Regions from separate parts of the Homo sapiens genome. Here region 1 is linked to region 2. Evidence: chromatin contacts called from ENCODE Hi-C or POLR2A ChIA-PET data. All regions are on one chromosome and are shown on one strand. The core of a region is the stretch at or near the end of the contact, and the rest is flanking DNA. Distances in the headings are between cores, read along the strand shown.

What was found. Hi-C counts contacts between places; a loop is a spot of excess contacts on that map. ChIA-PET counts read pairs that join two places held with the same protein, here RNA polymerase II (POLR2A). Pooled maps may share reads with other maps.
Region 1: a loop to region 2 is called in a map with no recorded cell type, with 5 times the contacts of the local background. The contact joins two enhancer-like sites. A Hi-C loop is called at or near these places in 1 of 168 maps with a recorded cell type or tissue (B cell), 6 of 37 single-sample maps with no recorded cell type and 4 of 50 pooled maps. POLR2A ChIA-PET finds 5 or more read pairs at or near these places in 1 of 52 experiments (PC-9).

Annotation. Positions count from the first base shown.
Region 1 is chr4:38,750,315-38,754,728 of GRCh38, forward strand. It overlaps LOC105374413 (a long non-coding RNA gene), which reads left to right. Exons shown (of 6, transcript XR_925231.2): 5 at 280-425; 6 at 1,118-2,737. Among named protein-coding and RNA genes, the nearest start is that of TLR10, 30 kb to the right of the region's middle. Within about 2 kb of position 2,802, at least 25 of the 41 ENCODE cell types and tissues checked have a DNase peak (open chromatin) inside an H3K27ac peak, as active enhancers do.
Region 2 is chr4:38,984,266-38,989,357 of GRCh38, forward strand. TMEM156 (transmembrane protein 156) reads right to left here. Exons shown (of 7, transcript NM_024943.3): 4 at 4,586-4,705; 5 at 2,071-2,154. Among named protein-coding and RNA genes, the nearest start is that of TMEM156, 46 kb to the right of the region's middle. RefSeq lists an enhancer at 4,014-4,513. Within about 2 kb of position 1,251, at least 2 of the 41 ENCODE cell types and tissues checked have a DNase peak (open chromatin) inside an H3K27ac peak, as active enhancers do.

The DNA.
Region 1 (4,414 bases), core at 1,552-4,051, 230 kb before region 2:
AGGACGCTGACTTTTAAAAGAATCATTTCTACTGTAGTATTGGATATTTATAAATATAAATATTTATGCCTTAAAACTTTAGAAAAACACAGTACCCTTCCACTGATATGCTAGGATACCTCTTATCTTTTCTACTCCCGAGGTGGGTTCAGGAATTTGAGAGAGCCCATGGCCAATCGTTCATTAATGCATTCAGTGTCTGTCATCCACCATTGTTGCAGTTATTATGGATTCAAATAACCCCAATGCTTAGTGGTGTACTCCATTTATTATGCTCAGAGACTCAACTGTGTGGGTTAAGACTTGGCCATGGCACACCAAGGATACCCCGTCTCTGCTCTGCAATGTCTGAGGATTCAGCTGGAAGACTTGAGAACTGGAGGATGGGATCAACTGAAGGCTCATTAATTCACTCATCTATCCTGGTGGGTGAAGCTGGCTGTTGGCTGGGGGCATCTTTCACCCTCCACATGAGCTAGTTGAGGCTTCCTCATAACCCAGTGGCTGGTTTCAAGGGTGAACATCCCTAGGGAGAGAGCTGCAGGCAGAAGCCTAATTGCTTTTTATAACATAGCCTTGGAAGTCAAGCAATCTGTAGCATTCCAATTATCAAGACAGTCACGGAGTCAGCCCTTCCCCAATCCTGAGTCTCTGGAGAAGACGAATAGATTCTGCCTCATGATGGGAAATGGAAAGTTTGTGGAAAAACATGTGAAACTGGAAATACTGCTGTTTCTATTTTTGGAAAACAGTCACCTCTGTAGGGCAAGGACTTTGCCAGGTCTGGGGATTCATAGTGAAAAGCCATGGTTTCTGATCTCAAGACAAGAGAGAGGATCCATAGAGTAGGTTAACAAGCAACAACTCTAATGATTTTAACTTCTAGACTAGTGAATAACTGAAGCATTTTAGAAAACAGGAAAAGCCTCATTGATATGGATAGGAGACAGGGAAATACTGGGTAGAAGAGGGTGGTTCCCTGGCAAAGGCCCCACCCTGAAGTCCAGAGACCCTCGGCCCTAAATGGAAACAGGCATTTCTGTTTTTGAATGCAAAATTTGCCTTTTGGCCCGCCATGCCCCCCTATCCTGTACCCATATAAACCCCAAACCCCCAGGTTCCAGAAGCAGATGGGCAGACAAGGAGACAAGCAGAGGAATGTCAAAATGCTGCGGCAGAAAGAGAGAAGAGGAGGAATGTCTCAACACTAAGAGTTTAGCCCGGGGCGGTTCAGCTGCCGGAAGGCCAAACTCCAGGAGAAGCCCATCTTCCTACTCCGTCCTCCCTTCAGGTTCTCCATCCATCCTGCTGAGAGCCACCTCCGCCATTCAGTAAGACCCCCACATTTATCCTTCAAGTGCATGTGTGACCCAGTTCTTCCAGGATGCTGGACAAGAGCTTGGGATACATAAAGCTGTCACACTGGCCCTCTGCCCTTGCTCGCTAACACTCAAGCCATTCGCAGACGGCTAAAAGAGCACATTGTAACACGTGCCCACTTGGACTCCTGCACCTGCCCATCTGCATGCTTTCCATCCTGTAAGGGGTTTGAGTGGTGTCAGCAATCTAACAGACAAGCCACACCCTTGTTTCACGTCCTGTGAGAGGGGTCAGGGAACTCTTCTGTTTCATCATTACCCAACTTTGGAACTCAAGAAAGGACTCACAGGGAAATTCTTGCAGAATCTCGTGGAAAATCTCACATGTATTTGTGAAAATACAATGTGGATCTGTGAGATCCCACTTCAACACAGGCCACGGGGCCACCTTCTGCACCCACATGGGTTGTTTTAAGTCTTCCTTAGTCTCCTTGAGAATAACATGATGCTATGATGTTGGCAGGAATCTTCCACACCTTCCAAAACATGACAATATGGGTCAAGCCCGTGCAGAGACTGTGGCTCCTGCTTTGGGAGTCACCTGGAATTGTTGAGAGATTAGCAAATCCCAGAACCAGGTTTGTTAGAATTAACTGCTCAACCAGATTGTATTGAAAATGGTCTGAAGTCAAAGACGACAGACGCAAACGGGCTAAATTGCTCAGTTAATTCTTCCATTTCTCTTCCTCCTAGTTGTTCTAGCTTCAGGGAGGACTCAGGAGAGTACTGTTTGAAAACCACTGATCTAGTTTACACTTTCATTTTACAGAGAGGAAACTGAGAGCCACAGAGATTCAAGTGACTCATCCAAGATGACCCAAACCCTGGGGTTTGTTATTGTTTTTCACACTATGCAAAGCACTAAAAAACATTCGTTTGAAACAGGTGAACAAAAGTCTAATTTGTAGTGAGGTCTAGGGGAATGACTGTCCAGTCAATTCCTCAATTCATGAAGGAGCATTTGGGACGCCACAGAGGAACATACACAGGTATCCCTCCTCCTACCCGACACCATTCAGGAAGAGCGGTTACCCCTCCAATGCACTGAAGCAGATTCATTTCCCTCAGGACTGTGGGAGGCGACTGAGGCTGAGTGAATGATACAGCCTTTTAATTTGTTTTTAATTGTCGTGTCCTGGTAACCCTTCCAAAGACCCTTCACGGAGAGTAGTTTTATTTTTCCACTTATTAACCGCATTCACTAGACTGGAAAAAGAATTCCCTATCTCCCAAGAACTCTCCCTTTCATTCTTGTAATTCCTTTTTTTTTTTTTTTTTTTTTAGCACCAGGAAAGTAATGTGTGTAAAACTAGAGCCAAGTATATTGTGGTTTCAAATACAAGCCTGTTTGGAGCAGAAGCCCGTGGGATTGCTGCGTTTCAGCCTCAGGGGATGGCCCGCTGATGGCCTCGGCCTGTGAAAGGGAGGGGCTTGAATGGCCCTTTGATTCAGCCCAAATCTGGGGGTGGAGGGTGGGGAAGGGGCAGGCCTGTTATTTGACACTTTCTGTTGGGCTTGGCCCAGGCCTCACTCCTTATGCAGGCCTCCCTGGAGCCTGCAAGCCCTCTCTGAGGACGCACTGACTTAGCAAGCGCTGAAATGCATAACATTCCTTGCTGCTTAGGAAGTAGACCAGCGATCCCCAGGGCTCGCGAATTCCCTGCGCTTTGAGAATGGTGCTCTTTATAACGTTCCCCATCCAAACACACACACAGACACGCTACACACACATACCCCAAACATACACACACACGCGCACACACACTCCACACACACCCAAACATACACGTACACACACACTCCACACACACACACCCCAATATACATACACATGCACACAATAGACACACACCCAAACATGCACACACACTCCACACACACACACCCAAATAAACACACACATGCGCAAACTACACACACATTACACACACACCCATACACACACATCCAAAAATACACACACACAAACTACACACATACTACACACACACACAAACATACACACACGTGCACACACACGCTCCACACACACATCCCAACATACACTCTACACACACGCCACACACACCCCATACACACAGGCACACAATCCACACATACACTCCACATACACAAACCCAAAACATACATACTCTACACACACACCACACACATCGCAAACAACCACACTCTACACACACACAAACATAGACACACCCGCACGCACACTACACACACGAGCCAAACATACATACTCACACACATTCTATACCACGGAACAACCACGCTCTATACACACACTATACACACACTTTATACACATACCCCAAAACACACTCTCCACACACCTACACACACCCCCAAACATACACACACTCCACACACACCTATACACATACTCTACACACATGCACTCCACAGACACAGACTCCCAAATATAAATATACACACACACCCATACACATACATGCACACACACTACACACACCCCAAACATACATACTCCACACACACATTCTACACACACACTCCCCACACACGCTTCATACACACACACTCCACACACACACACCCCATACACACACACTCTACACACACACTCCACACACAAACCTCCCGAAACATACACATATACACACACTCAATATGCACTCACACCTCCCACACACTATACACACACCCCACACACACCCAAACATACATATACACACACTCCATAACACACACACTCACACACACATATCTACACACACACCCCAAACATATACACACACCATGTTACACACTCCACACACTCCGCAAACACACACACACAGAACCTAAACATTCACATCCACACACACACTCCCAAACAACATCCACACACACACTACACACAAAAACACATTCACACATACAAATCACACACACATACACACAATACATGCATACACCCTCCCACACCCCATACATACACCCTCCACACACTCTCTACACACACACACACTCCACATACCTCACACATACACACCCCATACATACACACTCTGCACACACACACACACACATCCTACACA
Region 2 (5,092 bases), core at 1-2,500:
TGTAGGATGAATAAGCTTCTTTTGGAGGTACGAGCCCATTTATCTCTCTCTCTCTCTCTTTCTCTCTGTCTCTCTCTCTCTCTCTGTGTGTGTGTGTGTGTGTGTGTGTGTGTGTGTGTTGAACAATACTCACTTTTAAATGCATGAACAAATGGAGAGACATCCTGGAATGTGTGGCTAGTGTTGACAACAAGCTGCTTCTGCTGAATGTGACACAGTCACCACCGCTTTGAACTACATTTTTTTTTTCTACCCGTGTTACTGCATCTCCAGAGAACCATGCTGACACATTTTTCCCGTACATTCTCACTGCTGCCTATAATCCATCACTACAAAGAGAGGCCTTAAAAACTGCACTCAAGGGAGACATGATTTCCTTTCCCTTTCTCTGTCAGAAAAGCAACTCATAATAGGGAAGGAAAAGATTGCATTTAGGTTAAAGGAATATAAATAAGAAAGAGTCTGCCTCTTTCTCTCTTTAAGACGCTAAGCCTCAAAAGGGTTCTTGGTTTTAAAAAGGCCATCACCCCTTGACCTACACTAAACATTAATATTATATACCTGGTAATAAAGCCAGAGGATTTTTAGTGAGAGCTATGAAAGGGAAAGGATGGCTAAGACAGGTTTCTTTGGTGGATGAAAGTCACAGGCTCATAAATACAACTTTGCGAGGTTAGTCTTGTGGTTAGCTAGTACTTAAAATTTGTGATTCCCTCGACTATATGGGTTGACGGGGGAACTATAGACTTTTTCTCAGACAAGACAGCAGTGCTCAAAATTACGACTTGAAAACAGAAACGACCAGAATTCCTAAGGTGACCAAAAAGCCCCACAGAACTGTGTTAAAACTGTCCTCATATTTGGACACATGTACTGAGTAAGAGGGGAGCCCAGGGAAAAATGCCATTTTTGCCTTTTAAAAATTAATTTTGCCATTGAAAACAACGTTATAGCTTTTAATTTATTAATCAAATAAGATTTTCATTGACTGGACAAAATTTCCACCAACTTACCCCACATTTAACTGGTGTCAAATGATTATTTAGCTAATGCTTATTATCAGTCATAGCTTAATACTTTCACTGCTAATGCTGGGTAGAAAGCCTAAATTTTTAAAATATTTGAGCTCCTTAGGTGCACTCAAGCTAGGGTTCCGTGTATCTGCTAATTTAAATGGCTAACAAAAGCCCCCAGTGAACAAAGTCCCCAGTGAAATGCGGTGCAAATCTCTATGTCGCTACTGATGCAGCTGTAGGGTGGGGGACTGGAGGTTTGCTCGGCATCCTCCCATTTTTGAAAACTGTTTACATGCCAGACTTGAAGCTTCCTTTTTTTTCTAACTTCTCACAAAGTACGAAGGCACCTACTCGCTGGCTGTGTACAAGGAGCTTTGGTAACAGCACTCATAATTCTGTGGTTTTCACGGTCAAGGATATTATTTCTCTCTGCTAAAGAAGAGGGCTTCGTCCATGTCACATTCTCTCTCTTTCTCTTTTTAACGTGATTTGACAGCTTGAATCCAAAAGGAGGCTTCACAATTAGAAGAAAGGGATTGAACCACAACATCTGTGCTAACAGCCCCCATCACTGCTCTAATTAGAATTCCCTTATTCCATTTCTGTTTCTCAGGAGAGGACAGGGGGCTTTTTAATTGGGGCTATTAGAAGTTCTCTTTACACAATGACACCCTCTGCTAAGGGAAGGCTCCAGCGAAAGCCATGCCCACTCTGCAATTACTTCTTGCAATTCTGGGGAATAATGGTATCTTGTCTCATTTAAAAATAAATCTAAGTCTTATCCCTATTGCTTTCTCTCCTCTGCCTACTCACATGAATTTCTTCTTGCCAATTAAGCAAACTTTCCATTATTTAAGGAGATAGTTTAGATTGCTACTGTCCCCTGATAATAAGACATATTAAACTGGATTTCATTTGCCCACAGCTCTGTTATTCCAGATACAAGGCTAATTTACATAAGCTCAGATCTCAGATCTTGAGTTTACTGTGTAGTGAAACCATGCAGCTTTGGAATTTCCTGAGTGCTGTTTTGTTTACATGCCACAGAACTTACCTGAAAGAACCTGCACATTCAATGCTCTCAGTTTCTCCGAATCACTTCCTCTTAAGAGAACAGATGTAGGTTTGTCTCTATGACCTATTCCCAGAAAAGAAATGAAGTATTTAGATGATAAACAAGCGCATTGTTAACATATATTCCCCATGTTGGTTCAAAGGATTACCAAAAAGAATGGAGCCATTCATGGCCAGGCACGGTGGTTCACGCCTGTAATCCCAGCACTTTGGGAGGCTGAGGCAGGGAGATCACGAAGTCAGGAGTTCGAACCCAGCCTGGCCAATATGGTGAAACCCCATCTCTACTAAAAAATACAAAAATTAGCTGGGCGTGGTGGTGCATGCCTGTAGTCCCAGCTACTCAGGAGGCTGAGGCAAAAGAATCGCTTGAACCCAGGAGGTGGAGGTTGCAGTGAGCCGAGATCATGCCACTGCACTCCAGCCTGGACGAAAGAGTGAGACTCCATCTCAAAAAAAAAAAAAAAAAAAAAAAAAAAAAAAAAAAAAAAAAAAAGGAAAGCGACAGCTCTTATACACAGAAAAGTATATTTTTATCTTATTATATACATAGATATGATGTGAAGAATATTCAATGTATGTTTAATATTCAATAACATTTAATGTGCTAAGTAGTGTGACATTTTTTATTACTTTGTATGCTTGGATTTGCAAGCCTTTGAAAATCACTAAGTCTGTCATTTGGGCAGATATTTGTAAGAATTTAATTTGACTCCCCACTACTGGTCTCCTTCTAGACATTTTTTCTAGCTCACTTCTATCTCTCTTTGCTTATAGCTTTTCATATGGGAAAATGGGTCAAGAAACTCAGAACTATACACTATTTATAAATAACACACATTTACTTTAAATAATAGAATTTTCAAAACTAAATACCCTACATCTTAGTTCTGACATTTTACTAGCTGTGCAGCTTTGGATAAACACTTAACCTCTCTAAGTCTCAGGGGATTTTTATCTACAAAATAAAAATAGCATATATCCTGTTTACACAGTTTAAGAATCTAGTGAAAATGCTCTGAAAATGGTTATTCTACAAATAAACAGTATTGATTATGTTATTAACCACTGCACAAAGGGCTTTATTACTAAGGTATCAATGATAACACTTGATATGAAACTGCTCTCAAAAATATCTGCAACAAATACCTAGTCAAAAGAATGAATTGCAACTTTACTGAAACCTGGAGGCAACCACTTGTTCTGCCTACTGAAATGGCTAACACAGCCTTGCCTGGTAAAGAAGGAAAGAGTCTTGGGAAATCATACAACCACCACAATACTACTGTCCTTTAATGAAAACTAATTATGCACTAGACACTGTGGTAAACTTTGTAAGTAATCTCTGTATTTCCTTACCTCAACCCTGTGTGGTAGTGGTGATTATGCTTGTTTTACAGAGGATGTAAGGGATGCTCACATAATTTAAATAACTTGCTTAATGTCACATAGCTAGTAAGTGGTAGTACTAGGACTCTAACATAAATCTATTTATTTTTAGTGCCTATTCTTATAGTAATACATCTTGCACTGTCTTTAAGAGACTAGCTACTCATATTATGAATTGTCCATTGGGCCTGATAGTCATCCATTTTATGCACTGGGGACATGCCAGTAGAGCCAGTATTTGCATGGGTACACACCGGTAGCATCATACCAGTAATTTACAATCAATGTCCATCCTGATAGGTGGGTGCCTAGGTCATACGAGTTATTAAATATTTTTAACGTTGCTCCTACTGTCCTGATTCCTAATTTCTAATTTCCTTTAGCTCAGCCCTGCCAAAAATCTGATACCCCCATGCTTATTAAAGATCGACTCTGCCTCACACCCGTCACCTACAGCCACTCTGCTCAAGATCTCCAACTCTGAAATTCTTGTTTTTGTGACTGAGTCTTGCTCCATTGCCCAGGCTGGAGTGCAGTGGCGCGATCTCAGCTCACTGCAACCTCCACATCCTGGGCTCAAGTGATTCTTGTGCCTCAGCCTCCCAAGTAGCTGAGATTATAGGCTTGCGCCACCATGCCTGGCTAATTTTTGTATTTTTAGTAGAGACGGGCTTTCACCATGTTGGCCAGGCTGGTCTGCTGGTCTCAATCTCCTGACCTCAGGTGATCCGCCTGCCTCAGCCTCCCAAGGTGCTGGGATTACAGGCATGAGTCACCGCGCTCGGCCTGAAATTCTTTATCCCCACTTCCTGTTCTTCTCTCTCTCTCTGCCCTCACTTCCGCTAAGCCCTGCTCAATGTCCAGCTCATCAGCTTCTTCCTATTCACCCAGTCTTTCTTCTTCTCTTACTTGCCCGAGTAGAAGAAAGATGAATGAAGCTCCTTGCATGCTGGAACTGTGTTTTATCTACGTTTTTATTCCTTGAGTTACCAAGAATCACCACTTATTCACAGTAGGTGCACAAGAAATGCTAAATTGTACTAAAAAGGAAATGAAATCCATAGAAGAGATCAGGAGTTCCTCGGCACTACAGGGATTATACTTACTCTGCCACTTTTGCACTCTTCTCTGGCCTTCAAGTATTTTGCGGATAGTGAGGATGATCAAAAATATAAAAACTAATAGAACTAAAATATACCAAGTGATCTTCATGGAACAAGTGATATCTGTAAAGAAAACAAATACTGTAAAAACCCAGTAAAATTATTCAACAGATAAAAGGCAATGTGGCAGTGTAGCTGAGTTCTACAACATATTCTGCCCTGAATTGAAAAGCTGAAATTATGACCATCACTGTTACAGGGTCACTAGCTCTCCTGAATTCTTTCTTGATATATGAAATGAAGGTATTATACGGGTAAACTTGAGTAGGTAGCTTCCAGCTATCCATGTAGTTCCAAAATTCTAGGATTCCTTTCACTTACAGGTTATGCTGATATTAGTTTCACTATCCTCGCTGTAACTAAGGTAAGACCACAACATAGCAATCCCAGAATCAGAACCACTTACAATTCATAATTTTGACCCTGGGCCAGGCAGCCCAAAAATATGTC